Regions from separate parts of the Homo sapiens genome. Here regions 2, 3, 4, 5, 6 and 7 are each linked to region 1. A link is a loop called in an ENCODE intact Hi-C map of the cell type or tissue named here. Cell type or tissue: dorsolateral prefrontal cortex. All regions are shown on one strand. Region 1 overlaps LOC105374211 (a long non-coding RNA gene). Region 2 overlaps SLC7A14 (solute carrier family 7 member 14). Region 3 overlaps SLC7A14 (solute carrier family 7 member 14). Region 4 overlaps SLC7A14-AS1 (SLC7A14 antisense RNA 1). Region 5 has its middle 7.5 kb from the start of PHC3. Region 6 has its middle 4.7 kb from the start of CLDN11. Region 7 overlaps SLC7A14 (solute carrier family 7 member 14).

Region 1 (4,000 bases):
TATTAACTGAAGTTCAGTGTTAGTCATACTTCCACTTTCCCCTGACCACTCCCTCTTTCCTCATTTTATAGCCAGATGCTAGCGTTTAGCAATAAAGTAGCCATTCATTCCCTCAACCTTAATTACTTGATAGTATCCATTGAAACAGAAACACACATGAACTAAATCCCTAGTGATGAAGTCCATTGCTTGACCATAAAAATGATAAAACAGACTCCTGACAAACAATAACAGTCCAGGTTGACTTCCTATGCAATTAAAACCAGACTCCTGGAATTTCCAATTCAAGAACAGAATACATGGAAATAATCAGAGTTGATTATTTTTCTAAGCAGGGAAGGTTAGAAAGCTTCCTGTTTTAGAATGTAAGCACTCTTTTCCAGCTTCATCATTATACCATGCCACATAAAGATATGACTATACCCCTTTTCACTATTCTTTCAGTTTTTAAAGGTCTGATTAGTAGTACTATAGCCCTGAGTATTTCTCCATAGATTCAATTATCTCCCTATGCACAGTATAGCATAGTGGTTTAAATACTCGGGCTTAGGGGCAATTAGACCTAGGTTCCAAACCAGGCTCTACTTGGGTGTGTAATCTTGCAAAAATTTCTTAACATTCCTAAGCTTCAGGTGCCTCATCTATGAAATGGCAGTAAAAATACTAACTTCACGGTAAATTTTCTGTGAGAATTGAAGATATAAAAGTTTGGTGTTGAGCACATTGCTTGGCCTATAGTAAGTAATCAGTAAAAGTTAGCTGGTATTGTAATTATCATCGTCATCATTCATATAACCATTGCCAATGTAAGATCCTCAATTACAAGGAGAAGCCAGAGAAAAGGGAAGGAGATTTCAAGTAGTTCTGGTAGACAGTGGCTTTGTAGCTAGGACTAAAAAATACATTCAATTTTAAGTCAGAATGCCTGAATTTAAATCCCAGATCTATATGAAGGTACTTAGCTTCTCTGGTCCTCGGTTTCCTTATCTGTAAAATGGAGGTGGTAATAGCAACTGGCAGATTGTTGTAAAAATTAAATGAGATAATGACACTGAACGTTTCAAGCCCAACACCTGCCCCAATGGCAGGCAAGCTTTCTTGCTTTTGCCTAATGAATATTTTAGGGCCCTTGCCCATGGTCTAACTTCTGCTTCTGACTGTCACCTCCTGCAGATGAGATGAGGGTGGCAAATCTGGATGCAGGACGCTCTGGGAGAACCTGGCAATCACACTTTCAATCTTTTGATCCGATAATCCCAAATACAAAGAAGAAGGCCCTCAGCAGTTCTCTATTAGGTATAAAAGGGAAGAAAGCCAGTTACAATGGCTGGAAGACCTTAGAGGAAAGGAGGCCCCGGGAACATGGGGACTAACAGCAAATCCTGGTACTGGCCACAAGCCACAAATTTGTGTAGGGGTAGGGAAGAGGATAGGGGATGGCTGGAGCCTGAGACCTGGTGTTTCCTATGATCAGTGCACCTAGCTTGATGACTCATGTTCTTCTAGCTTTTGGCAGCCTAGACTGGTATGTCACTGAAATTTAAAAGCTCCCTGAAATATAGGCAGCATTTTCTCTCCAGCTGTATTTTGAAAAGATGACACAATTTGGATGCAACCTTGTTTTCCAACCTGAAGCAATATTCAGACAGTGTGTTGATGTTTTTAAGTCAGTAGGTGTGTCTGTTTAGTATGTGTGTGCATGCGCGTAAAACGCTCTCCCTCGTGATGCAAAACATGCCCTTTTTCTAATGCCCACGAAAGAAAGTTATCTTAAAGTGAACAATTATTTGTTTGGGATGTCACACTCCAGAACTCTCCACCAGCTAGTCTATTGGGCCCGCTAGCTTCACAGAAGTCAAGGCCAGGTTAATGCATACTATATTATTAGCGAAATAACTAGGTCTTTAACACCTCTCCCTCCAAAAAACAAACACACAAAACAGCTTTAACTTTCATCCCTCTCCAATACCACACTGAATGCCCCACCCTAAGCCATAGCCCTATAACCTCCTCCTCCCCTCTCCTCTTCTGAATGAGAAACCATGAGTGCCCCCTAGTGGTTCAATGGCCGTAATTGCACTCCCCAGCTTTTTGTTTGCCTAATTACTAAGTTTTACCAGCAGGGTTGCAGCCAAGTTCAAGTGTCAAGTTCAAGAACATTTTTGTACTGCCATGTGGTGATTCTGTTGCAGCTAATAAAGAGCTTAAAAGTCTTTGGGTCTGTGAAGCATAATCTCAGCTTTTTCTGTTTGGCGGATCTTCTTAGGTTCTCCTTGGTTCTGCACAGCTGATAATGTGAGAGGGGTTGCTGCTCTCCTCTTGCCGCAACCCCCACCCCAGGCCTTCTCACTCCCAAAACCTACCAAAACGTACCAAGCTGCCTCTTTGAATCTGCTGGCGTGGTAAGGGGAATGGTGTGGCGCATGTGAAAGAGATTGTCCCAAATGGGCAGAACCTTGGGACCCCAGCAAAATCCTGTGTTTAAGTTCTGGCCCAATTGCCAAAGTTCATCCCCAGTTCTTGTTTCAGACTAGCTCAGAAATTCGTCTCATTGATCCCTTTAAGGGCTTTTGTATGCGACTCTGCCACATCAAGAAAATAGCTCTACTACCACCCACTCAGAATATTTGCAGAATTTGCTTTCTTGAGATACGATCATAGCAAAAGCCATGCAGGAATCCCCACTTACCACAGAGGTCCATTTCCAGACATCTCATTGTGACCCCACTCCTCTGATGGCTGCAGACTCAGTCCCCAGAGGAGGAGCTCCTTGAGGCAGGGGTTGAAACATTTTTATAAATTATTATCCCCAGCATGTGGCACAGGGCCCAACATGTAGTAGGTGATCACAAAATTTTCTGTCAGGGAAAGCGTTAAAGTACTGAACTACTCTCCCAGTCCCCAAGCCCATTCTGATGTTAAACTCCTAATTCCCAATGTGACTGTTTTTGGAGTTCAAGCCTTTAGGGAGGTAATTAAGATTAAGTGAGGTCCTAAGGGTTGGTCTATAATCTGAAGGACTGGGGTTCTTATAGGAAGGAGAAGAGACACCAGAAATTTCTTTCCTTGCGTGCTCACAGAAAAAGGGTTATGTGAGGACACAGGAATAAAGTGGCTGTCTACAAAGAACAGGAAGAGAGGCCTTACCAGAAACCAACCTGATCACACCATGATCTTGGACTTCCAACCTCCAGAACTGTGAGAAAACACATTTCTGTTGTTTAAGCCATCCAGTCTCTGGTATTTTGTTAATGGCAGCCCTAGCAAACTAATACAGAAAGGGAAGCTCTTTAATGAGATTCCTGCAACCAGACCATGGCACAGTTCTAAATTCCAAAGAAGGAGGGAGGACAGACACTAACACGTGTTGAGAGCTGACGGATGTGGCAGCACTGAAGCAGCTGTTCCTGGAAATTCACCAGTTGTCTTCTGATCTAAAAACACTCCTGGGGAAGCTCGTGAATACCCACGGGTGAAGTGTTTTCCCCTGTACTATTCTCCCTACTAGCCATTCCCCAGTGCCTGGCTTTCAGTGATCTCTGGGTATGTGAACTCGAAACCAGCATTTCAGTAGGGAAGATGTAGTCAGGCAGAAGAACGTGCTCCTGTCTACCCAAGTGATGCTCCTAAGTGTCTCCATGAATGTCTATGAGTACCCAGGAATGAATGTTGTGTTTCTCATCCTGCATTGGATTTTACAGCCTTCATTAAATTTTGACCAACAAAATTGAGTGAGAAAAATCAGGCTTCCTGCAAGGAATGAGCTAAAACCAGTGTCGGGTTCTCACTGTGAACCTTGCATTTCCCTTTAATAACAGACATCAGACCACCTGCAAAAACATTACGTCTCACTAAGCCAGGTAAGAGTGAAACTAGAGAAAAGTAGAGGAAATGCCTTAAGTCAAAGTTTTGATTTGTAAATCTTAGAGGAGGACATGAAGCCCATGGATAAGCAATAGACTGGAAGAGTACAAAATGATACAAGAGGCAGTTTGCCTAC
Region 2 (4,000 bases), 300 kb before region 1:
ATTGTTTCTAGCTAAGTAGCTCCTACTGAATGCAACAGCAATGGTGAGTTTTGAGCTAAATTTTGAACAAGAGAACTCCAGTGAATGGAATAGTGACTCCCTTGGATACACTGGGGGGCTTCTTGAAAGAGGCTTTCCCACCAAGAAAAATAGCAAGTGCCCTTGGCTGAGCTTATAGTATTTTGCCACATAAGCACTCTCCTAATTAAAATAATCTTAGAAATGTTTTCAAAGGAGCAGGTGTTTGTATCTATACTTCACATATAAGAGAAACTCATTATATTGGTTATTTTTCTTTAGAAGTCAAAGAAATGATAAGCTAGGGCATTTATAAACAAACTCTCAAGAGAAATTAATATAGCCAAGGGCTATTGTTGAATTTATTCCAAGTGGGAAATGTCTAAAGAGTTAATAAGGTCTACAGATATATTTGTGCAAATATGTGTATATGCATACATATGTAAATGTATACATTATATATATATTTTCAATTACTTTGCAAGGGACTTTTCAGGGCCAGATCTATGAGAGTGACGAGTGGTGAAGAATAGTATATAAAATGTCTATGTTGCATGTTAGCAAATAATTGCTTTTCACATACATATTCATGACTTTTAACAAGGCACAGGCACAGGTTGTGTCCAGGACAAATGCATTCGTTGGGTTGTTAAATAAAGGATCCATTCTCTTGCTTGCTGTTTGCTCTTCTCCATGCTAATGCTTCCCTTTGCACTGTGGTGTTGGCCTTCATCACACCCCAGAAATTGCCATCTCTAACCCACAAGCTGTCAACAGAATGGCCTTTTATCAGTGTCCCTGCAGCTTGTGATGCAAACACTCATTCCCTCTCTGTTCCCTTGTGTAAGAATCTGTTCTTCCTTTGGTTTCACTCCCTTTCTTCTGCCCACTTCTTTTCTTTCTTCATCATCGCTTCTTATTTATCCATCTCCATCTGTGTGTAGTCATTTAACAAAGTTCTCCCTTCAGTTCTTTTCTCTCCTTGCACCCCTTGCTTTGGTGATCTCACCTCCTTGCCAGGGCAAGTGTCAGGAGCTTTTTGATTCCCTGGGGTGGCCGTGGCTCCTTGTCTGCAGCCTCTGTGAACTAGCAACATGAGGAGTGGGCCAGAGTGTTCAAAGTAGATGGCCTGGCACATGCAAAGCTCCTGAGCTGCTGTGATCAGCGAGTTAGACTCCACTCAGAAAGTCTGCTGTGCAGACCTCTGAGGGCAAGGGCTGGTGCTTGGCATAACTCCTTTTCATGAGTTTTCATCAACATTCCTGTCTCAGGTGTTTATCCCATGGCTGTCGGCAGGTACCATGCCTTACTTATCTCTGCATCTCTAGCATCTATTTCAGTGCACAAAGTTGAGGCTGCTTAAGTATCACTTCTTCAGAAAAAGTACTTTGTCATGATACCTTGTTTATTTTCCTTTATAGCACTCGTCACTGTTTGTAATTATTATACATATTGATTTACTTGTTTTGAGGCACAGCCTATTAACAATGTGTTTTAAGGCATAGCCTTGTTAAAGGAGGCTGTTCCTGTAGAGAAGAGAATTCTTCTTGGGCATATACTTTCAGAGTCAAAAGCGTGCTCTTTGCACAGGGTTCATCTGGAGGAAAGTGAGTAGGAGGCAAGTCTACCCATTTTTTTGCTAGCGGCGGACTGAGGAGCTTCAGCATTGGAACCAGGACTACTCATTTGCACTAAGAACCTAGTCTTGTTAGGTTGGAAACTGGCCAATACTCTTGGTAGTGGTGATAATAATACAAACATTACTGAGCATTTACTATGTGCATGGGCATATTAAGCACTTTACATACAAAAACTTAATCTTCACAAGATGGTTATGATGCAGAAACTGTTATAATTTCCATTTGCAGATGATGAATCCAAGATCTCAACAGGTTATCAGGACTTCTCAACCTTTTCCATATCACATAACCCACCTTGAAAATAATATTTGGGCTAAGCACGGTGGCTCATGCCTGTAATCCCAGCACTTTGGGAGGCCGAGGCAGGTGGATCACCTGAGGTCAGGAGTTCTAGACCAGCCTGGCCAACACGGCGTAACCCCATCTCTACTAAAAATACAAAAATTATCCCTGCAGGGTGGTATGTGCCTCTAATCCTAGCTACCCAGGAGGCTGAGGCAGGAGAATCACTGGAACCTGGGAGGCAGAGGCTGCAGTGAGCTGAGATCATGCCACTACACTCCATCCTGGGCGACAGAGTGAGACTCTGTCCGCCCCCCCCAAAAAAAAAATATATATATATGTATATATATATTATGGATATGGAAAGGTTGTAATGTATAAAAGGGCGAGGCTGCTCACTAGCCTGGGGCCTATATCACTTTCCAGGTGTCCTAAAGCTGAAGGATCCATATCTTGGCACACCTCTAACTTTCAGCAACCTGTTTGGAAAGCTCTAGGGTTAAATGTATTTCCCAAGTCATACAAGGAGAAAATGACAAAGCAGGGCTTGAACTGAGGCAGTTCAGCTACAGGGACTAATTGCACCTGGCTCCCAGATGCTAGCTGGGGTTAGGATGTGTGTTGGGGTGGGGGGGGAGTTGAGACAATAGGCCCTTCTTTACAAATCTTTCCCCTCTCTTGGTTGTTTTTCATGCAAACTAATGAGACAGGCAATCTAATTCAAACTCTTCATTTTTCAGAGGAGGAAACTGAGATCAGGACATGTGAATGACTTGCCTGAGGGCCCTGGACTGCTGAGGGTGAGAGCTGGAATCAGACCTCAGGTGTCCCGACTTCTGACGCAGGCCTGATTGTCTCTTGCAGCACTCACAATTATTTCACGTGTGCACATCTTGTTTCTTCATATTGATATCAAGCCCTTTGTCTCAGGGTTCTTTCCCATGTTCTGCAGCATCTCCTGCTATGCTGGGCCCAGAGAAGGTGGTCAGTCCCTCCTACAGCCATGCTAGGTGCTCATGGCATGCACTGTCCACACTACTAGGTGCTGCAGAAGATGTAAAAGAAGCCCAGGTTTTCCTGGCTTTGCTGGAGGAAACTCATTATCACCATCAGCAATTTAAGAAACTTGCAAATTTCTATTAAAATGTGCTCACCTTCTCTGAATTGGTTAACTGACATCCTTCCTACAGGGCTGTCAATTGATCCCTATATAGAAGAGCTACATGAACTTTACAACACCTTTCTCCTCACTGCTGACAGGTGACAGAAAGATGCTGAGCTTACAAGTCATCTTCATGACCTGACTTAGAGAAGTTTTGATCTGGAAAAGTGCTCTGCTAGTCAATAGGGTGAGGTACAGGGTCTTTTGAAACCCCAATAAACGTGAGCGTTCCTTGATTCATTTGGTTCTCTTTGGTGAGTTTTTAAATTTAGGGGTGGGCCAGGCACAGTGGCTCACAGCTGTAATCCCAGTACTTTGGGAGGCTGAGGCAGGAGGATAGCTCGAGGTCAGGAGTTTGAGACCAGCCTGAGTAACACAGCGACACCTGTCTCTACAAAAAAAAAATAATAATAACAATAAAATAAAATAAATAAATAAAGAAGAAGAAAGAAAATTAGTTGAGTGTGGTGATGCACACCTATAGCCTCAGCTACTGAGGAGGGTGAATTGGGAGGATCACTCGGGCCCAGGAGTTTGAGGCTGCAGGGAGCCATGATCATGCCACTGCACTTCAGCTTGGAGGACAGAGTGAAATCCTATCTCAAACATAAATAAATAAATAATAAATTTGGAAGTTTGTGTCTGTATGAAGCAGCATGGGGGTCATGGTCTCTGGAAGCAGGCTGAATCATATTTAGACCCAGCCTTTGCCACTGACCACCCTGTGGCTCTGGACAAGTCACCTAACCTCTTTGAGCCTGAGTTTTGTCATCTGCAAAATAAGTATGATAATGGCATTTATTTTGTAGGGTTTTTTGGGATTATGCAAATGGTTTTCAGCTAGTGTGAGGCACAGCAAAACTGCTTGTTTAGTTTTATGATGAATCATAAAATGGGG
Region 3 (4,000 bases), 260 kb before region 1:
TGTTGGGCATTGAGATCAGTTGCCTAACAATGTAAGGATGTATTTGTGGACTCTTAATTTTATTCCATTGATCTACATATCAATCTTTATAGCACATATAAAATTTATACATAGTACTTTATGTTTATATGCAAAATGGTATTGTGTTCTGGGATGCTGAGATCATTATTAACAGGTTTTTGACCTGTGTGATTGTCTGGTTGTATATTTGAAAGCGAATTCTTCCTCATATGTGACCGTGCTGCCCATTGCAGTACATCTAACATTATTAGCCTCTGACAACTAAATGACACTGTGTCCCCCAACTGTTTTGACAGTCAAGACATCTCAAAAATTTCTAGAACATTGCTTAGGAGGCAATACCACACCCATTGAGAGCTTCTTTTCTAAAGTTATCTTCTGCATCCTTTTGCCTGTTTTCTTCTCTGCCTTTTCTAGCCCATGTCCCACATGGTTAAAATAGGAAACTGTCCAGGTTATTCCTTGCTTGAAAGCTTTCGATGACTCTTTATGGTCTGTAATATGAAGTTCAAACTTCTCAACATGACTTATCAGCTTGATCACCTTCCAAATCCTTTTCCTACATTCCACCTAGCCTGTGAGATTATTGATCTCCACATGCACTGCCCCTCTACCAGGTATACCTACAGCTCTTTGAAAATCACATTCATCCTTTGGAACTAGCTGCATCAGCTCCTGCAAAAGCCTTGCTGTTCTTCTATTCAGCTAGTTGTGCCCTGCCTTGAGCTCCCCAAAGTGCCTTTTGGGGGGAGTTTCATTCCGGCATTTATCATTCTGAAACACAAGAGCTGGATTCTCTTTCTGCCACTGGCTGTAAGTGCCCTGTCTTGTTCATCTTGGCATCCCTGGCTCTACCTCAATCCCAAGCACAGTGCCTAGCATATCATTAAGGTCAGTAAATTTTGGTCGAAAGAGTGAATCTTCAGTATTGCCATATGTTCTTACACCTTAGGAAACTAACTGTTCTAGTTCTTCTGAGACATTGATTAGTCTTGCAGCTCATAAAGATGTATTACCATTTGTTTATATACTACATATGCCCTTATTTGAGATGATAGGCAATCTGTACGTGTAATTTTAGGGAGTAAGGGAAACTCCCAGTTCAAAACAGTAACATTGTCATCATCGTCGTCATCATCATCATCATCATTGCAACAATAGAAAGCCTGCCAAATAGCAAGAATTCTTTAATGGGGCAAAGCTTTTTTGTCCAAAAGGAAAGAGACAGTTTAAAACTCAAATATCCCATGTGAGATGTTCAAGGATGATGGAAATGTCCGGTGGAGGATGAGCTGAGGCTATGAACAGTTGAAGAAGTCCTAGGACCTAAAAGGAGCCATAGTGCAGGGGCTTCTGAAATGAGAACAGGTGGGAGAATAGATTTGTCTGAATTGCAGCTGCTATGTTTAAGCGACTTGCTTGCCAATATTGGAACTAGAGTCAACCATAAACACAAATGCTCCCATTGCAGCTCTGGTGCCCCAGCCACCGTTAAAAAAACTTTTTTTTTTTTTGGCATGGTTTGACATTTTAATATTATCTTTTTTTTCTCTTTCCAAAATTAATACACATTAATTGGAAAAGTCTTGAGAAACATGGCTAAATAGAAAGAAGCAGTACCCATTACCATGAATTCCACTGCCTACAGATGGCACTATGAATATATCATTGTGCATATTTCCAGTAGCTTTGTTTCTCTCCGTATTTTTAAGACCTCCTTGGTGTGACTCTGATAGTCAGTTGTTAAGGAAAACTGCAAATTCCAGAGCTAAAAAAGAAAAAAAAATGGGCAAGAGCAAGAAGAGGATGAAAACAATAAATGTTGAGACATTTGCCAGCTCTTCTTTTCTGTCCGGGAACCATGCTGGGCATGGCTAGGAGTGATTAGAGTATTGATACTATTACATCTTCCACTGCACAGCCATGATGTCAGTAATGCAATTCAGAATGACCAGAATGAAATTAACCATGAGTCAGATGGCAGCTCCTGGCTTCTTAAGCTAAGGAGAAATAGTTCTTGTAGGAGGTTTATTAATTCACATTTTGTCTTCCATGCCTATGTTTCATTTATTTAGTACAAAGTCTCAGGGGCCATGTGGAAATTGCACTGTAACTGATGTTCAGCATTTCCTTTTCCCAGCTGGGTGGCTTCTCCTTCATCTCCACAAAGAGCCAGCACTAGGCCTTTGTGACACAGTCCCTTTCTCTCTCCCCACAGCATTCACCTGCTTCAGCCTTCATGAGCCACCAGCTGCCCTGACCACTGCAGTCACAGCCTGATTGGCCTCTGCTTTCAGTCCCTTCCTCCCTATTCTCTGCCCCACGGCAGATGTTCCTCCTAAAGCCCAACTGTGGTTATTATCTCTTTGCTCAGGAGCCTTCAACAACACCCTGATGCAAAAAGAATGAAGTTTATATCCTTAGGTTATTTGCCCTCATCTATTTTTCCTTACTTATAGTCCCTTACTTGAAGATGGTGCCAGTGGAAAGTAATCTGTGAAGAGGTTGCCAAGCACTTTTAAAAAAATATTGCTTGTGGGACGGGCGCGGTGGCTCACGCCTGTAATCCCAGCACTTTGGGAGGCCGAGGTGGGCAGATCATCAGGTCAGGAGTTCAAGACCAGCCTGGCCAGCATGGTGAAACCCCATCTCTACTAAAAACACAAAAAATTAGCCGGGCATGGTGGTGCACACCTGTAATCCCAGTTACTCGGGAGGCTCAGGCAGGAGAATTGCTTGGACCTGGGAAGCGGAGGTTGCAGTGAGCCAAGATCACACCACTGCACTTCAGCCTGGGCAACAGAGCAAGACTTTGTCTCAAAAAAAATATATATATATATAATATATATATTGCTTGTTTAGCTAATTATGAAAGTTATACATGCTCATTGTGGACAATTTGGGAAATACAGGGAGTGTGAAGAAGAAAATAATAATCACCCATATTCCACTCCCTAGAATTGGCCACTGTTAACATTTTGGTTGAAAATGGTCTGAAATTATGTTCAATCTGTATATACAATATTGTATCCTGCTGTTTTCACTTATCATTATATTAAGAACATTTGTTCAGATGATTAAAATATTCTTATAAAATATGATTTGAATGGTTGTTCAACATTCCACTATATCCAGTCATGCATTACATAATGATGGGGCTATGCTTGAGAAGGACTTCCCTAGGCAATTTCATCACTGTGCAAGCCTCATAGAGTGTACCCACACAAACCCAGATGGTACAGCCTACTACACACCTAGGCTACATGGTATCGCCTGTTGCTCCTAGGCTATAAACCTGTACAGCATGTGACTATACTAATACTGGAGGCAATGGGAACAGAGTGGTAAGGATTTGTGTATCTAAATGTAGAAAAGTTACAGTAAAAATATAGTATTATAATCTTATGGGACCACGGTTGTATATGTAGTTTGTTGACTCAAACACCATTATATAGCACATGACTATAGTGACATAATTGATGTAATTATCCATGTTGATATTGTTAGACATTTAGTTTTCTATCAAATTTTTCTATTATAAATAATACTACAGTGAACTTGTTTGCATGTAAATCTGACAACATCTTTGATGTTTGCTTAGAAGAGATTCCTAGAAGATGGTGCCTTACAACTCTTCTGCTCATTACTTTAACAATTGGCATAGTTTCTTTATCTCCCCTACTAAATGTGCAATCTGGCACAAAGTTCTGCCCATAGTGGGTGTACCACAAATGTTGGTTGTACTAAAATATGGTTTACCTCCCTGGGCTTCAGTTTCTTCTTTTGTAAAATGAAGGTGTTGAATTATATCATCTTTTTGCAATGAGATGCTATGGTTTTTGTACTTTCAGACCTTAGCTAACATGTATCTAAGATATGATACTCATAAATAGTTGTGATCCCAGCCCATTTCTTATATGGCAAATTCATTTTCTGTGGGGCTTATAATGGCCTGTAACCTGGATAAAGACTGGGGTCT
Region 4 (4,000 bases), 120 kb before region 1:
AGTGGGGGTCGCAAGGTGCTCAGTGGGGGTGATTTTTGAGCCAGGATGAGCCAGGAAAAGGACTTTCACAAGGTAATGTCATCACATAAGGCAAGGACCCGCCATTTTCACTTCTTTTGTGGTGGAATATCATCAGTTAAGGCAAGGACCAGCCATTTACACTTCTTTTGTGGTGGAATGTCATCAGTTAAGGTGGGGCAGGGCATATTCACTTCTTTTGTGATTCTTCAGTTACTTCAGGCCATCTGGGCATATACATGTAAGTCACAGGGGATGTGATGGCTTGGCTTGGACTCAGAGGCCTGACAGGGACCACACGTGTGCAGTGCACCACTATGCCCAGCTAAGTTTTTTATTTTTAGAGACGAGGTTTGCTATGTTGCCCAGGCTTGTTTCCAACTCCTGAGCTCAAGTGATCTTCCCACCTTGGTCTCCCAACGTGCTCGGATTACAGGCATGAACCATCTTGCCCAGACCCATCCCTTGTTTTTTTACCTATCAGATGAACTCTCTTTGTTCCCCATGTAGAGGCAGAGACTATTACCAGTGACATTCCAGTTCATTTCCTTTTTCAAATTCTTTTCTGGATTGCTTCTCTTCCTTTTAACAAAGAGGGAAAGTACAGTTCAGTGGGGGCAGGAGACATGGGCCTAGCAGGCAGTCTGTGCCACCAGGCTGTCAGCATTAGGACTAAGTCTCTCACAGACATTCTAGAGCTGCCCCTGGGGCTTTGCCTGCTTTGGCCTCAGGACAAGTGATCAGTGAAGAGCATTCCAAGGAGTTGAGTCTACCCTTCAAGATTCCTTACATATTTTCTGGAAAAAAAAAAAAAAAACACTTGGTGCCTTCAGATTCATATGCAAAGGACCTCTGTGCAAATGAAAAGCCTAGTAATTATCAAGAATACGTATCATAATTTTACAATTTAAAATATTTACTTAGCACTTTAAAGTCTTGAAACAAATTATTGCCTTAGGTTGTGTTTTTTAAAATAGTGAAATAGTTTAGGTATTTAAGTTCTAGCCCTCGCAGTAAGCTATTTTTATATTGATTTTTATCTGTGCCAAATATGGTGCTAATAGCAAGCAATGGGGGAGAGTATTATGTGTCTATTGACACTGCATGAAGTATAAGTTCACCATTATTGTGTCTACACTTATAGCATGGATTTGCCCAGTGCTGCTGAAAGGATGCCCAAGGATGTCTTTCTCCTGAATGAAGTCTCAGTGGCATGGCAGTTTGGGAAACGTTGGCCTAAAACAGAAAACGTCTTCCCAGGTGTGGGGGTGTTAGAGCAGCAGAACAATGCAAGGAACTTCAAAACTCCTGATGCCCAGACTATACCCTAGTTAGACCAACTGAGTCAGAATTCCCCGGGGTGGGCGAGACTTGAGTGAGAACCTACTGTTAGGAGAAAATATGTCTTCTCTCATTGTTTCCATTTCCCCCTTGTTCTGGGCTCTGTGGGCAGGAGAGTGGGAAAAATAAAAAAGAGGATGAAGTGGGGCCTTTAAAATGTCTTGGAGAATAACCACCACCACCACAGGAAGTGCAGGGACCCCGCTCCCCCTAGTGGCGGTGTGCCGGAGGCAGCTGGAAGTGCCTGGCCGGCCTGGCCGGCCTGGGCGTTATGTGTGTTAGGAAAGCCGTGTGTCTTCTGCAGGCTTCCTTTTTATAAAATGTGTATTCTATTTATGCGTATTTATTTAAATTTTATTATGTTTACCTATTTATTTATTGTTTATAAATATATGCTTTCTGTATTTTTGTATTTTATGTTTATATAAAGGTGTCCACTGTGGAGCTCTCTAACATGTTCTGAGTCTAGAGGAGGCAGGTGAAGGTGAAGGCCACACGGTGACCCCAGATGCTGTTCCCTGGGTGGGATCTGATGCCTTATTCTGAAAACGTGGGGCACAGTGGCCTGGCTTTCAGAGCAGATCTGACCTTGGAGTGGATTGGTCCCCATCCCTTCAACACACACATATACACATTTCCCCAGTTCCTGCAGAGCAAAGATATGCCTGCTCCTTGATAAAACTTCAGCATTGGTCCTGGTCATTTTTCCCATAAGACTTCAACCAGGATCCTTTTGTGTCTTTCTCCTTGTGTTTAAAGCCAACCACATGTATTTTGACATGTGGACCTTTTGTACAAAAAGCCGTGATATCCTTTATCCCCACTTGGGTAATATTTCCTGCCCTGGGATGCGACGTGGGGTAGAGGGAGGGTGAATTCTGTCCTGAGGCTGCTGTGCCATATTCTGCTTGTTTGATTGGGCTTCTGCAACCTCTACTAAGAAATATACACTGCAAAGCAAGGTGAAGGGCAACAGCCCTGAGCACCACTTCTAGCAGGTGCGGAGAGAGATTCACAGCACCTGGCCCATGTGTCTTCCCACTCAGATACCAGTGGAGGCCCACGCACCATATGTCTGGATACCTAAAAGTTTTACATCAAGCTAAGAGACTGATGAATTAATATGTTCCGTCCTCCTACTTTTCATAAATATGTGTAAAGATCTGAGAGGCCAAGCTCAGCTGCAGCCTTCTTGGACTTCTCAGAGTTCTCCCCAGAATGTGATGACCTGGGACAGCTAGGGATCCCCACTGGCAGCCCACTCACCCTCTTTTCCCATCCCCTGGCTTCATCCGACCCCACAAGGAGCCTCCTGCACATAGGCACACTGGCTTCCCTATCCAAGCCCTGTCCACACGAGCTTGTAAACAGCCTCCTTTTGGGGACCACAGGGGCCTAGACAGATTTATAATGGTAGCATAGTCTCCATGTGGAAGATGGAGATGTAGAAGAGTCCTGTGTAGGTCTGGAGACATGTGAGCAAAGAATTACTGCATCTCAAGTATCTGGAATGTGGAGAGAAGGGAAGAAATGGGTTCTGGATGGGCTCATTCCATTTTCATCGCTATACAAAGAAGGATTTTTAAATTTTTTATGTTGGAATAATTTTAGATTTACAGAAAAGTCACACATATAAGCAAAGAGAATTCCTGTATACCCCTCACCCAGTTTCTCCCATTGTTAATGTCTTACATTACCATGGTACATTTGTCAAAACTAAGAGCCCATTATTGGTACGTAACTGTTATCTAAATTCCAGACATTCTTCAGACTTCACCAGTGTTCCTATTGATGACCTGTTACTTACTATTCTAGTATCTGATCCAGGACACTACATTGCATTTAGTTGCCATGTCTCTCCATTTGCTTCTGGCCTATGACAGTCTTCAGTCTTTCCTTGTTTTTTGTGACCCTGACAGGCTTTAGGAATGCTGTCCAGGTATCCTGTAGGATGTCTCCTAATCTGGGTTTGTCTGATTATTTTGCTTATGATTAGACTGGGGTTATGGAAGGAACACTGCAGAGGTGAAGTGCCCTGTTTCTGTCCATGCGGGCTGCTGTGCTTTCCATCTCAGGTACAATGGTTCCCTGCAGAGGTCCAAACTCAAATGTCTTCAAAAGCCAGGCAGGTAATACAACTGAGGTGAAGAAGTGGAAAAGAGCAGGATCAAATGACAGAAAGAAACAAAGGGCAGTGGCAAAGCTGAGAGTGCTTCCTCAACTGAAAGGGCTGCAAATTCATGTTTTGTCTACAATACTCTGCTGGTCAAATCAAACATTCTGTAGGTTGGCTCAGGCTCCTCCACGGTAAAAACTTGGTGCCATACTCTTAAGCATATACGGTCATACAGACAAGACCGAGGCTAGTCTTTCTGGGCTATACTAACCCTTTTCTCATGTCAGCAGCTTTTGTCCTGAATGTAGCTCCTTGGTAACATTTCCTTGGAAAGATCTGAAAAAGAGCCTTCACTTGGAAGCCAAGAGCTCTTGATCCCAGCAGGTTACTCACTTGTCAGTGTCCATGTAGCTGACTCACCTTAGGCCTAGATGTTAGAATCCATTTTCTTACCAACCTCACACAGTTATAGTGCAACATGAGTCATTTGTTGCACTTCTATGAATGAGTTATTGAGCATTTCTA
Region 5 (4,000 bases), 620 kb before region 1:
TGTGATGAGACAAAAAGTCCAACAGACTTAGATTTTAACGCTGAGCTCACTCCTTTACCAAATGAGCCACGTTGAGCAAGTAATTTAATTGCTTCAAGTTTCTTGGGGTTTTTCTGTTTTTTGTGGTTTTTTGTTTTTTTTTTTTTGAGACAGAGTCTCACTCTGTTGCTTAGGCTAGAGTGGTGTCACAATCTCAGCTTACTGCAACTTCTGCCTCCTGGGGTCAAGCAATTCTCCTGTCTCAGCCCCCCGAGTAAGCTGGGACTACAGGTGCCTGCCACCATGCCCAGCTAATTTTTGTATTTTTAGTAGAGATGGGGTTTCACCTTGTCAGTCAGTCTGGTCTCGAACTCCTGACCTCAGGTGATCCATCCACCTTGGCCTCCCAAAGTACTGGGATTACAGGCGTGAGCCACCATGCCCAGCCCAAGTTTTATTTTATAATGTAAAGAAAAAAGGGGATGATAATACCTCACAAGATTGTTGTAAAGTCTAAAAAAGTCTAATGTAAAGTCTTAAAAAGTCCTCTTTTTCTTTTTTTCATTTAATTTTTTTTAGAGACAATCTTGCTATGCTGCCCAGGCTGGCTGGAGTGCAGTGGCTTCTCACAGGTATGAACATAGCTCATTGTAGCCTTGAATTCCTGGGGCTCAAGTGATCTTCCTGCTTCAGCCTCCTGAACAGCTGGAACTACAGGCACTGACCACCATGCACCTTTTTTTTTTTTAACTTTTTATCGAGGTCCTCTTTCATCTAGATTTTCTCAATAACTATGATTGAATATGCATAATAATCAGTTTTAAATGCTTGTTGAGAGAATGAAGACTTGAATGTTTGGTTGAATAAGACAAAATTTCAGTATAGCCTGTAAATTTGAATGGCATATAGATAGACTTGCTTTCTCTTTAATACTCTAAAATCAAATACTTTTTTTGGGGGGGGACAGATTCTCACTCTGTCACCCAGGCTAGAGTGCAGTGGCCGAATCTGGATCTCGGCCTTGGCTCACTGCAAGCTCCACCTCCCAGGTTCAAGCAATTCTTGTGCCTCAGCCTCCCGAGTAGCTGGGATTACAGGTGCATGCTACCACACCTGGCTATTTTTTTGTATTTGTAGTAGAGATGGGGTTTCACCATATTGGCCATGCTGGTCTCAAACTCCTGACCTCAAGCCGTCTACCTGCCTCAGCCTCCCACAATGCTGGAATTGCAGGCGTGAGCCACCACGCCCGACTCCAAATACTTTTACTAAACCAATTTTTTTTCCTTTTTCTTTCTTTTTTTTTTTTTTTTTTGAGACAGAGTGTCGCTCTGTCACACAGGCTGGAGTGCAGCGATGTGATCTTGGCTCACTGAAACCTCTGCCTCCCGGATTCAGGCAATTCTTGTGCCTCAGCCTCCCGAGTAGCTAGGGTTACAGGCTCACACCACCACACCTGGCTAATTTTTTGTGCTTTCAGTAGAGATAGGGTTTCACTATGTTGGCCAGGCTGATCTTGAGCTCCTGACCTCAGGTGATCTGCCTGCCTGCCTCAGCCTCCCAAAGTGCTGGGATTACAGGCATGAGCCACTGCACCTGGCCATAAAGCAAATTTTATTGAAACTGAAAACATATTCCCTAGCCTTGCTACCTCTCACCTACTTTTGCAATAGATCATTATGTTAATCATATGCTTGGCGAGGCGCAGTGGCTCACTCCTGTAATTCCCAGCAGTTTGGGAGGCCGACATGGGCAGATTACCTGAGGTCAGGAGTTCGAGACCAGCCTTGCCAACATGGTGAAACCCTGTCTCTACTAAAAATACAAAAAATTAGCCGGGCGTGGTGATGCGTGCCTGTAATCTCATCTACTAGGATTACTAGGGAGGCTGAGGCAGAAGAATCACTTGAACCTGGGGGGCAGAGGTTGCAGTGAGCCGAGATCGGTCCATTGCACTCCAGCTTGGGCAACAAGTGCAAAACTGTCTCAAAAAAAAAAAAAAATCACATGCTTACCAGTCTTACTTTCCCTTATATACCAGTGGGTGGCACTGTACACAGTTGGCTGTATCTCCCTCGGTGCTGAAGAGTGGAAACAGAGCATTAAAGTTGGAAGGGACTTTCGAATTGATGTGACCCATACTGAGGAAGAATTCATGGCAAAAGCAGAATCTAAACTCTGACCTCCCATCCTCCCATTCCAGAATTTTTTGCTTAGTGCCACAAGGCCTCACTACAAGTGTGCAGATGCTCAATAAACACTTGAGGATGCTGTACACTCTCATTTCCATTCTGCTTTTATGCTTAGTTTCTGCTTAGCATTGTGGCAGCTTAGAAGCACTGTTGTAAAGCAGGGCTTTCGAATCAGACAAACTAAGACTTGAATCCTGGCTCTACCATGCACCAGCTCTGTGACCTCTTACAATCCTATCAGCTCCATCTTCAAAGTATAACCGCATCTCTGGCCACACCACTGTGAACATGCATGAATTCCTCAAAACACGTATCAAATCTGACATTTCTTGTCACCTCCACCATTATCAGCCTAAGTCAAGACACAGATTTTTTCCTGGACCACAGCAATAGGCTTCTGACAGGTCACCTGGCCTCTGTTCTTGTTCCTCTACAGTCTATTCTGCATACAGTACCTTAAGGAAGAAATGTAAACCAGAGTGTCACTGTTCTCTCAAATCCCCCAGTGGCTTCCTGTCCCACCAATATGGCCCTGAGTGATTTTCCCTTGCTCTGTTGGCTGCAGCCTCACTGGCCTCCTTATTTCCCCCCTTAGCACTTGCTACTTCCCCAGCCAGGGATGCCTTTCACACTGACCTCACTTCCTTATTCCATCCAGACCTCTGTTCAGACATCTCCTCAGAGAGCGCTCCTTGACCACCCAACCTAATATGGCCCTCTCATCACTTTTCTTCCCTTATCCCACTAACTTTTCTTCATAGCACTTCAATGCAACAGACATTATGTACATACTTACTTGTTTATTTATTTACTATTCCCACCAACCTCCAGGTTGTAAGCTCCACATTTTGCTCACTGTGATATTCCTAGTTCTTAAAACATTAAGCGCTCAAAAATTATGCATTGAATGAATGAAACTCCTTAACCTCTCTAATCCCCACTTTGCTAATCTAAAAAATGAGAATAATATTTACCACAAAGTTATTGTGAAATTAAACAAAAAATGAAATAATGTATATAAATAGAACATTAAAAATGCTCAATAAGTGTAGCTGTTATTGTTCACTTTTTGTTGTTTTGCCACATATTATTATGCTAAACTAAAGCAAAATAATCCTTCTATCCTATTTCCAAAGGACATATTCTTTAATTATGAGGCAATCCCTAGTTTTGAAAGTTAGCATTATACATTTCTTTAATTTGCATATGCTATATTTTAAAATATTGGGCTTCTGTAACTGAGAATAGATTTTTGCTTGTATACTTCTAATGTATTAAAATAAAAATTTTGGCCAGGCACAGTGGCTCATGCCTGTAATCCCAGCACTTTGGCAGGTCGAGGCGGGTGGATCACGAGATCAGGAGTTCGAGACCAGTCTGGCCAACAGAGTGAAACCCCATCTCTACTAAAAATACAAAAAATTAGCCGGGTGTGGTGGTGTGCGCCTGTAATCCCAGCTACTCAGGAGGCTGAGGCAGGAGAATCGCGTGAACCCGGGAGGCAAAGGTTGCAGTGAGCCAAGATCATGCCATTGCACTCCAGCCGGATGACAGTGCGAGATTCTGTCTCAAAAATAAATAAGTAAAATAAAAATTTTTGGCCAGGTGAGGTGGCTCACAGTAGTCCCAGCTACTCAGAAGGCTGAGGTGGGAGGATCATTCAAACCCAGAAATTCAAGGTTGTAGGGAGCCATGATCGTGCCATTGCACTCAAGCCCGGACGAAAGAGCAAGACCCTACTATCTCAAAAATAAGTAAATAAATATTAAAAATATAAAGCTTTATATCAGTGTCATGTCAAATCTTTTTTTTTGTTAACTCGGTTTTTT
Region 6 (4,000 bases), 400 kb before region 1:
TGTATTTTTAGTAGAGACAGGGTTTCACCATGTTGGCCAGGCTGGTCTTGAACTCCTGACCTCATGATTCGCCCGCCTCAGCCTCCCAAAGTGCTAGGATTACAGGTGTGAACCACTGCGCCTGGCCGACAAACACCTGTTCTTTATTATTATTATTATTATTGGGAGCCAGAGTCTCACTCTGTTGCCCAGGGTGGAGTGCAGTGGCGTGATCTTAGCTCACTGCAACCTCTGCCTCCTGGATTCAAATGATTCTGGTGCCTCAGCCTCCCAAGTAGCTGGGATTACAGGCACCCACCATCACACTGAGCTATTTTTTGTATTTTTAGTAGAGACAGGGTTTCACCATGTTGGCCAGGCTGGTCTCGAACTCCTGACCTCAGGTGACCTGCCTGCCTTGGCCTCCCAAAGTGCTAGGATTACAGGCGTGAGCCACCGTGCCCTGCCCCTTAATTATTAAGATAGAGAATTTAAAGATGTGGCTTTTTAGTTAGATTATTTCCTTATTTTTCACTTCAGCACTTATATACTCTATTACTACTATGTTTTCTGAAAATGTAATCGCTAGTTGAATTTGGGCTAAAAATAAGGACTTTTGCTCTTCTTCAGGAACTATGATCTCATAGGTTGAATTAGACAGGATATCATTTAATGCAGTCTGAGACTCTTGGCAGAGAAGTGGATGAATAGAATTGCTACTTGAAGAGAGAAAACACTCTGAGAGGATTCAAGCCTAAAACTCCAGGTACAAGTTTTTCATTATTTTACTCTATCTACAAGCTGAAGGAAGGGAAATTTGGGATGAAATGGCTTCTGAAGGAATGATATTCTAGTTGCACTGTGAAGAAAGGGCAAGATATGGGGGAGCACCTGGAGCCCTGTTGTCTGTTCTAGAGAACCTGGTGTGTTTTCCACAGTGATTGTTGGAGAAATTTCCTGAAAAGGAATTTTTTCCCCTCTCGTAGCTGAATTTGAATCTCCAGGTGGAAGTGAATTGTGAAGGTGCCACTCTTCTCTGCTGGAAGTATATGCATTGAGGCCAGCGTGTCTAGGTAATTAGAGACTTTTCTGTTTGAGACCTGAGCAGTACACATCCCTTCTACTGCTGAAGGCTTCACTTTCCTGTGGGCGGCAGGTGGGTACCCGAGACCACAAAGAGCTGTACTCTGCCTCTTGCCCACTCCCTAGACCAGCTCCAATCACCACCTCCTGATTTCTTCTGCATGGTGTCTTCAGGTTCTCATCCTAGTGGAACTTGTAGGCTTGCAAATTCAATCTCTCCCTTTCAACCCTTCAGTCAGCTCCATTCAACAGGTATGTATTGAGTGCCTTTGTGTATGCCACGTACTGTGCCACATTCAACAGTTTCGGTGATGAACAAAATAGACAAAATCCTGAAACTTACAGGTCATTTCATTTTTAAAGCCTATGTTTGATATTCTTTTTATGCTATGAATTTGTTCTACAGTATTTCTAAAAATGTGTGTATGTGTGTATCATCAAATATTTAAAATCCACCAGAGGAATTTATCCCTTAAAAAGAGGTCCCCAGGCCGGATGTGATGGGGAGCTGAGATGGGGGTATCTTTTGAGGCCAAGAGTTTGAGACCAGCCTGGGCAATACAGAGACCCCTCCCCCATCTCTATAAAAAATACAACAATAAAAAAATTAGCCAGGTGTGGTGGTGTGCACCTATAGTCCTAGCTATTCAGGAGGCTGAGGTGGGAGAATCACTTGGGCCCAGAGTTCGAGGTTACAGTGAGCTATGTTTGTGCCGCCACACTTCAGCCTCCAGGGGGACAGCAAGACTCTGTCTCTAACAAAATAAATAAATAAGTAAATAAGGGCCTAGTAGAAGTACTTGATTTTTTAATTGAGTAATCTTGCTTAAGTAATTTCATATATGTCCTGTGTTTTCATGTTTGGTTTTCTAAAGAGGTGAATCATCTTTTTAAAATATATGAAGAAAACTTCCACAGAGAAATGCACATTCCAGTTGGGTTTAATTATCCCTCATTTGGAATGTGCAAAGCTGAGGTTAATCATGTTTCTCTACAAGTTACAGCTCCCTTCAGTTTTTTACCAGCCATGCAATGATAAAAGATAACCACTAGCAGGCGCTAAGAGCCTACTCGTTGGCCCAAACTTTGCTCTCAATGTGGGGTTTTGATGCTTGCCAGCAGTCACATCTGCTTTGTGGTATGCATTCGTGCTGTATCTGAATAGCATTTTAGTTTGATTGACTATTTTTGGGTGTAAATGGTAGAAGAACAGTTAACCAGGCCTTTTCCTTTGTTTAGTTCACATCTGGGTTTTAGGGCCTTACTGGCCCTAATCCCCTAATCCTCCCCTTCAAATACCTTTGAATAAGAGTAAGATGAAGGAACGAACTTACGCTCAAGCCACAGAGCATATGACTCATCTTATATTTTTTTTTATAATGGAAAAAAACATTGGACTTAGGGTTAGAAGACCTGAAATCAGGTCTCAGCTCTACCTTCCTAGTTCTGATATGTACTGTGGAAATGTGAAAAGATGGCATGGCAGAGTTTGCTGAGAAAAAATTAACTGAGAAGACCTTTGTCTGGATGGTCTGGGGACCAACGATTGACGTTTATCTGAGGGTGATTAGACCTTGAGAGACTGACTCTTACAACTAAAGGGTACCTGAGACTGTGACAGACCCAGAATATCAGTTTAGTAAGTTGTGCTGCATGGGAAGTCAGGTCTTAATCACAAAGAGGGTTTGGGAGGAGAGCCACAGCCAAGCAATGTGGATGATATTTTTTTTTTTTTTGAGACAGAGTTTGCTCTTGTTGCCCAGGCTGGAGTGCAATGGCATGATCTCGGCTCACTGCAACCTCCGCCTCCCGGGTTCAAGCGATTCTCCTGCCTCAGCCTCCTGAGTAGCTGGGATTACAGGCATGTGCCACCATGCCTGGCTAATTTTGTATATATATATATATATATATATTTGATATGGAGTCTTGCTCTTGTCACCCAGGCTGGAGTGCAATGGCACGATCTCGGCTCACTGCAACCTCCGCCTCCCAGGTTCAAGAGATTCTCCTGCCTCAGCCTCTTGAGTAGCTGGGATTACAGGCACCTGCCACCACGCCCAGCTAATTTTTGTATAATTTTGAAACCCCGAGACGGGGTTTCACCATGTTGGCCAGACTGGTCTCGAACTCCTGACCTCGTTATCCACCCGCCTTGGTCTCCCAAAGTGATGGGATTACAGGGGTGAGCCACTGTGCCTGGCCGCAATGTGGATGATTTTAGCAAAAGTCTCAGCTAAGATAGCTTGAGGGACTTCCCCACCCTACAGAGCCTTGCTAATGGCACCGCATCCTCAGAGTCTGTGAGCCACAGACTCTGAAAATAGTCAAGGATTCCCATTGCGTCTCTCTGCCTCTTGGCCCCCAGTTCTCTTTGCTTCCATGGCTTCCTGCCTTCCTTTTGAAGGGACAAGCCCTCTCTTTACCTTGGGCTAATGAATTCAAACAGGTTACATCTTGTGGCCTCCTCAAGTGGCCTTTTGTACATCTATGCTGGAATGGATTAGACACTGGCTTTACAATTGCTTTCATTGGATAATAATAATACCCTAATTATTTAGCTTGTATCTCTACCAAAGGGAACTCCCACTTCCAATTAATCTACGCTTCCTATAAATCATTCTAACAGTGTCTAATGTGAATGAGTGTCCAGCAGTGCTGGGCACTATGCTGAGTACTTCATATAAATTATCTCACTTGATCCTCACCATGCCCTAAGGGGGCATTTACTATCTCACTTTGTACATGAAGAACCTGAGAGTCACGTAGGTGAAGGGCCAGCTCAAGTGGTGAAGACAGAATGTGAACCTAGGAGGTCCCAGTCCAAGACAGCAATCTTAACAACTTGGCAATTTTTTTTTTTTTTTTTTTTTTTTTTTACCATTTAGTGCCTGAGTTCTGAAATCTGGCTTTACAAACACTATGTGTGTGTGACCTGTGG
Region 7 (4,000 bases), 310 kb before region 1:
TGCAAAAGCAAAGTGGGTGGAATCCTGGACTTGCTTTCTGTCATCAGTTCTAGGCAGACTTGCCTCTCTCGACCTTAGGTTGTTCATCTGTTAAATGAACGGATAGGACCAGGTAACCTCTAAGGTCCCTGACAGCTCAAAATTCTCTGATTTATGTTCTACCATGAAAAAGAGGTGGGCTAGTGAATTTCACCAATAAATCCACAACATAAGTATTTTTAGTCATCCTAGAGAAAGAAACCAGGTGCAACTCACAGCCACTTGTCAGTATAAAGAATTTGCCTCTCTGACCTTCCTATTTTTCTCTAGCATAAACCGCACTAGCCAGATCATGGAATGAGATCTGAAAACATCCTTTTGGTCCAGCCCATGCTCTTGCTAACCCCTAGACCACACCAGGTAAACCTGCCTGTTATGAACTATGCCTTTGGAATGGGATTTATAGCACAGCCCTCCATTAGGCCAGCTCAGCTGTCCTCTGACCTCAGTAGGACTCTCCTCCTAGAGTCAAATGCTGACATTGGAATTAAAAACTGTTATTTTCCTAGTGTCATACCCAGGCAAAACTCATCCCTTCCCTACTGTCCCCTTTCCCTGGCCTCCTTTATTGCCTTGTGTATTTATGTTCTTCTTGATCTCTCTTAGTAGATTGTAGACATAATTCTATAGAACTGAGCTGTTCTTGCACAGACTTTGGAGCCAGGCAGTCGTGGCTGACTGGGTTCTGCCACTTACATTGTGTGTTTAACAGTAAGCCATTTGAACTCTCTGAATGGGAGTTTTTTTCATCTTTAAGAGCAGAATGTAAATATCTTCCTCACAAGATTATCAGGATGATTAAATGAGATAGTACGTGCAAAGACACTTAGCACAATTTTAGGCAATTGCAGGTTGCCAAAACATTGAATCTATTATTATTATTTGTATAAAATAAGATCTTAACAAATGCCTGTGGAAAAAAAAACAACACACAAGAACCACTTCTTCAGGATATTCCAACTAAATTAAGATCAAAAGGTGATAAAGAGGGTGCTGTGGTAATTATGGAACAGAACAGCATTTTCTTGAAAATATGTCTTAGGTTGGTCACAGGGTAGAAGGCAGAGTGTGTGACAGGCACACCAGGTGTTTGGAACAAACTTACCCCTGACCAGCCGTGGGGCAAGAACTGGCCCTCCGCCCAGTATTTCCCATTGATGAAGAAGAGGCCTGCGATCATGATGAACACCCATACTGCCAGGTTCAGCACATTGAGAACATTGTTGAAGCCTATGGAATTCTTCACCCCCAGAGCAACAATGATGGTCACGATGACCGCGATCAACAGAGCCAGAAGGTCTGGGTATGATTCTTCACCTTTCCCTAGAGAGGAAAGACATGATTTGACATTGTCTGGAGGGAAGAAAGGGCCATGCAAACTCCTGGTCCTACCCCACTGCATCCGTACTCAGCTTTAAGAAGGGCAGTAAACTGGGAGGCCGAGGCAGGCAGATCACGAGGTCAGGAGATTGAGACCATCCTGGCTAATACGGTGAAACCCTGTCTCTACTAAAAATACAAAAAAATTAGCCGGGTGTGGTGGCGGGCGCCTGTAGTCCCAGCTACTCACAAGGCTGAGGCAGGAGAATGGCGTGAACCTGGGAGGTGGAGCTTGCAGTGAGCCGAGATCACGCCACTGCACTCCAGCCTGGGGGACAGAGTGAGACTCTGTCTCAAAAAAAAAAAAAAAAAAAAAAAAAAAAAAAGAAGGGCAGTAAGTCTTTAAAAGGAACTCTGTGTGTGTGTGTGTGCACCTACACATGCCTATGCTATAGTCCACAAGCAGATACCAGTATCTATTTGCAAATGAGCAGGATTTGGTAGATAGGTAAGATGATCTGGTATCCTGGACCAAAAATTGGGCTATGTGGTGTGACAATTACAACAGCGCCTATGAAACCATGGCACAGAACATTTGAAGTGGGAACCATCCTGGGATATTTGGGATGTATATTTAGGTCTAACATGTTTGAAAATTGTTTTTAGCTTCATTATTTTTAATTTTACAGTCTGTAAAATTTCCATCCCATTCCCAAACCTTTTCTTTATCAACAATTTTAAGAATGTGTGTCTTTGAAAATGATGGTAAGAGGGGTTTTCTGTCCTTTTGTGTATATGTGGTTGTAGAGAAAAAAATAACCAGTGAACACGCCCTGCCTGCTTGGTTTTGCCCAACGGCCAGTGGACTCCTGCCCTCTATAGAGTGGAAAAGGCACTGCCTCAGCTGCAGGGATCTTGAATTTCAGCTGTACTTTTGCCCATAGCCAGATGTGTGGCCTTGGGCAAGTTGCCTCATCTTTCTGGACCTCATTTGTAAAGTGAAGGACATGAATGGCCTGATTTTGGAGGACTCTTTTAGACCTAAAATTCTATGCAATCAGTACACAGAACAGGTTTGTTCTTTATATTTTTATCTTGTCATGGTACTTGGGTGCTCAGCATTTTTGTCAGTTCTTTTGATATAGGAATATCGAAGTTAGATGACTTGACACAGCCACAGAATCATTCCTTGGAAGTTCTGAGGCAAGATTCCAGAGCTTCCTCAACTATTGTTTAGCTTTTCTAGAATGTGAGTTTATCAGGCATCAAGATGGAGAGTGGCCGGGCACAGTGGCTCATGCTTGTAATTCCAGCACTTTGGGAGGCCAAGGTGGGTGGATCACAAGGTCAGGAGTTTGAGACCAGCCTGGCCAACATTGTGAAACCCCATCTCTACTGAAAATACAAAAATTAGCTGAGTGTGGTAGCTGAGTAGTAATCCCAGCTACTCAGGAGGCTGAGGCAGGAGAATTGCTTGAACCAGGGAGGTGGAGGTTGCAGTGAGCCCAGATCATGCCATTGCACTCTAGCCTGGGCAACAGAGCAAGACTCTGTCTCAAAAAAAAAAAAAAAAAAAAAAAAAAGGAGTGGATGGCAAATGATGGATGGAGCCTGAGGTCTCATGGTATTTGTTACACGAGCTTCTGATGGTTTAGCATTCACTGTTATATTACCCCTCCCTGACCTCTTCTAGGCTGGAACCCATTTTATTCATTAAATTTTTTTTCATTGAAATTTGGAAAAAAAATCTGATGAAACCACTGGAGAAATTGCTGACAGTTCTTTTTTTCCTGCATTGGTTTTATTTTTATATAGTTATTGACATGTGCCTGTATGGTTTGTAGCCTTTGACGTATGACATTACATTAAAACATAATCCATGTTATTACAAGTTTCCCTAATCATCCTTTTAATTGCTAGCTACATAGTATTTGTCTGCAATTTACTTAGTCACTTGCCCCACTGTAGAATATTTAGGCTGTCTCTAACTTTTTGTTATTGTAAATAAGGCTGTGGTGAGCATCTTTTTGTATAATGCTTCCATGGACATTAGAATTATTTTTTAAGGATGGATAGATTCATAGAGAAAGAATTACTTTGCAAAAGAAAAAGAGAGATATATTTAAGGCTTTTGATACATTTTGCCAAATTGCTTTCTGAAAGGAGAACTCATTTATGTGGCTTGGTAAGTTTGCATGTTGAGGGTAGGAGGATGTGGCAGTCTCACCCAGGCCATTGAGGGTTCCCACGCTGTCCGCCATCCAGCGGCTGATGGTGTGGTTGGCTAGTGAGTCAAACATGCTGCTCAGAGCACTGGCTCCGGCCGCAGTGCCAATCAGGTACTCCAGGATCAGGTTCCAGCCAATGAAAAATGCCACAAATTCCCCAACAGTGACATAGCTGTAGGTGTAGGCAGATCCTGTGGTCTTGGGGACTCGAACTCCAAACTCTGCATAGCAGACGCCTGCAAGGGACAGACATACACAGATGGTGGACTTCAGGAGATGAGCTGACATCCTGTGGCCAACAATCTTGGGTGGAACATACTGAGACTTTCTAGGATCTCAGAACAAATACACAAAGTTTTATGTATATGAATCGATTCAGAGCCAACTCTTACCTCTTCCAACCTCACTTCTGA

Evidence for each region. Peaks named below come from ENCODE experiments on the same cell type or tissue, not always from the same donor. Only the 100,000 strongest peaks of a DNase experiment are listed, where the experiment ranks them.
Region 2: a loop joins it to region 1, with 2.6 times the contacts of the local background. A loop is called at or near these places in 5 of 110 quality-filtered maps.
Region 3: it touches region 1 in a loop (2.5-fold over the local background); 31 of 110 quality-filtered maps call a loop at or near these places.
Region 4: a loop joins it to region 1, with 3 times the contacts of the local background. A loop is called at or near these places in 30 of 110 quality-filtered maps.
Region 5: a loop joins it to region 1, with 3 times the contacts of the local background. A loop is called at or near these places in 13 of 110 quality-filtered maps.
Region 6: it touches region 1 in a loop (13-fold over the local background); 100 of 110 quality-filtered maps call a loop at or near these places.
Region 7: a loop joins it to region 1, with 4 times the contacts of the local background. A loop is called at or near these places in 14 of 110 quality-filtered maps.

What each region holds. Positions count from the first base shown.
Region 1 is chr3:170,810,100-170,814,099 of GRCh38, forward strand. All of the region lies in intron 2 of LOC105374211 (a long non-coding RNA gene), which reads left to right. Among named protein-coding and RNA genes, the nearest start is that of RPL22L1, 58 kb to the right of the region's middle. In dorsolateral prefrontal cortex, CTCF peaks have their summits at 2,064 (motif pointing left) and 2,265; a DNase peak (open chromatin) is centred at 2,062; H3K27ac peaks cover 1,837 bases.
Region 2 is chr3:170,513,062-170,517,061 of GRCh38, forward strand. The region is part of intron 2 of SLC7A14 (solute carrier family 7 member 14); the gene reads right to left. All of the region lies in intron 2 of SLC7A14-AS1 (SLC7A14 antisense RNA 1), which reads left to right. Among named protein-coding and RNA genes, the nearest start is that of SLC7A14-AS1, 48 kb to the left of the region's middle. In dorsolateral prefrontal cortex, no CTCF peak of the experiment used is centred here; no DNase peak of the experiment used is centred here; H3K27ac peaks cover 2,290 bases.
Region 3 is chr3:170,552,328-170,556,327 of GRCh38, forward strand. The region is part of intron 1 of SLC7A14 (solute carrier family 7 member 14); the gene reads right to left. The region is part of intron 2 of SLC7A14-AS1 (SLC7A14 antisense RNA 1); the gene reads left to right. Among named protein-coding and RNA genes, the nearest start is that of SLC7A14, 32 kb to the right of the region's middle. In dorsolateral prefrontal cortex, a CTCF peak has its summit at 1,654 (motif pointing right); no DNase peak of the experiment used is centred here; H3K27ac peaks cover 402 bases.
Region 4 is chr3:170,688,999-170,692,998 of GRCh38, forward strand. All of the region lies in intron 2 of SLC7A14-AS1 (SLC7A14 antisense RNA 1), which reads left to right. Among named protein-coding and RNA genes, the nearest start is that of SLC7A14, 100 kb to the left of the region's middle. RefSeq lists enhancers at 1-65, 66-638. In dorsolateral prefrontal cortex, CTCF peaks have their summits at 1,586 (motif pointing left) and 1,786; a DNase peak (open chromatin) is centred at 1,573.
Region 5 is chr3:170,187,276-170,191,275 of GRCh38, forward strand. No RefSeq gene overlaps it. Among named protein-coding and RNA genes, the nearest start is that of PHC3, 7.5 kb to the left of the region's middle. In dorsolateral prefrontal cortex, a CTCF peak has its summit at 2,038 (motif pointing right); a DNase peak (open chromatin) is centred at 2,029; H3K4me3 peaks cover 602 bases.
Region 6 is chr3:170,412,188-170,416,187 of GRCh38, forward strand. No RefSeq gene overlaps it. Among named protein-coding and RNA genes, the nearest start is that of CLDN11, 4.7 kb to the right of the region's middle. In dorsolateral prefrontal cortex, CTCF peaks have their summits at 2,129 and 2,338; a DNase peak (open chromatin) is centred at 2,154; H3K27ac peaks cover 795 bases.
Region 7 is chr3:170,497,523-170,501,522 of GRCh38, forward strand. SLC7A14 (solute carrier family 7 member 14) reads right to left here. Exons shown (of 8, transcript NM_020949.3): 3 at 3,587-3,823; 4 at 1,145-1,362. The region is part of intron 2 of SLC7A14-AS1 (SLC7A14 antisense RNA 1); the gene reads left to right. Among named protein-coding and RNA genes, the nearest start is that of SLC7A14-AS1, 32 kb to the left of the region's middle. In dorsolateral prefrontal cortex, a CTCF peak has its summit at 2,241; a DNase peak (open chromatin) is centred at 2,259; H3K27ac peaks cover 3,918 bases.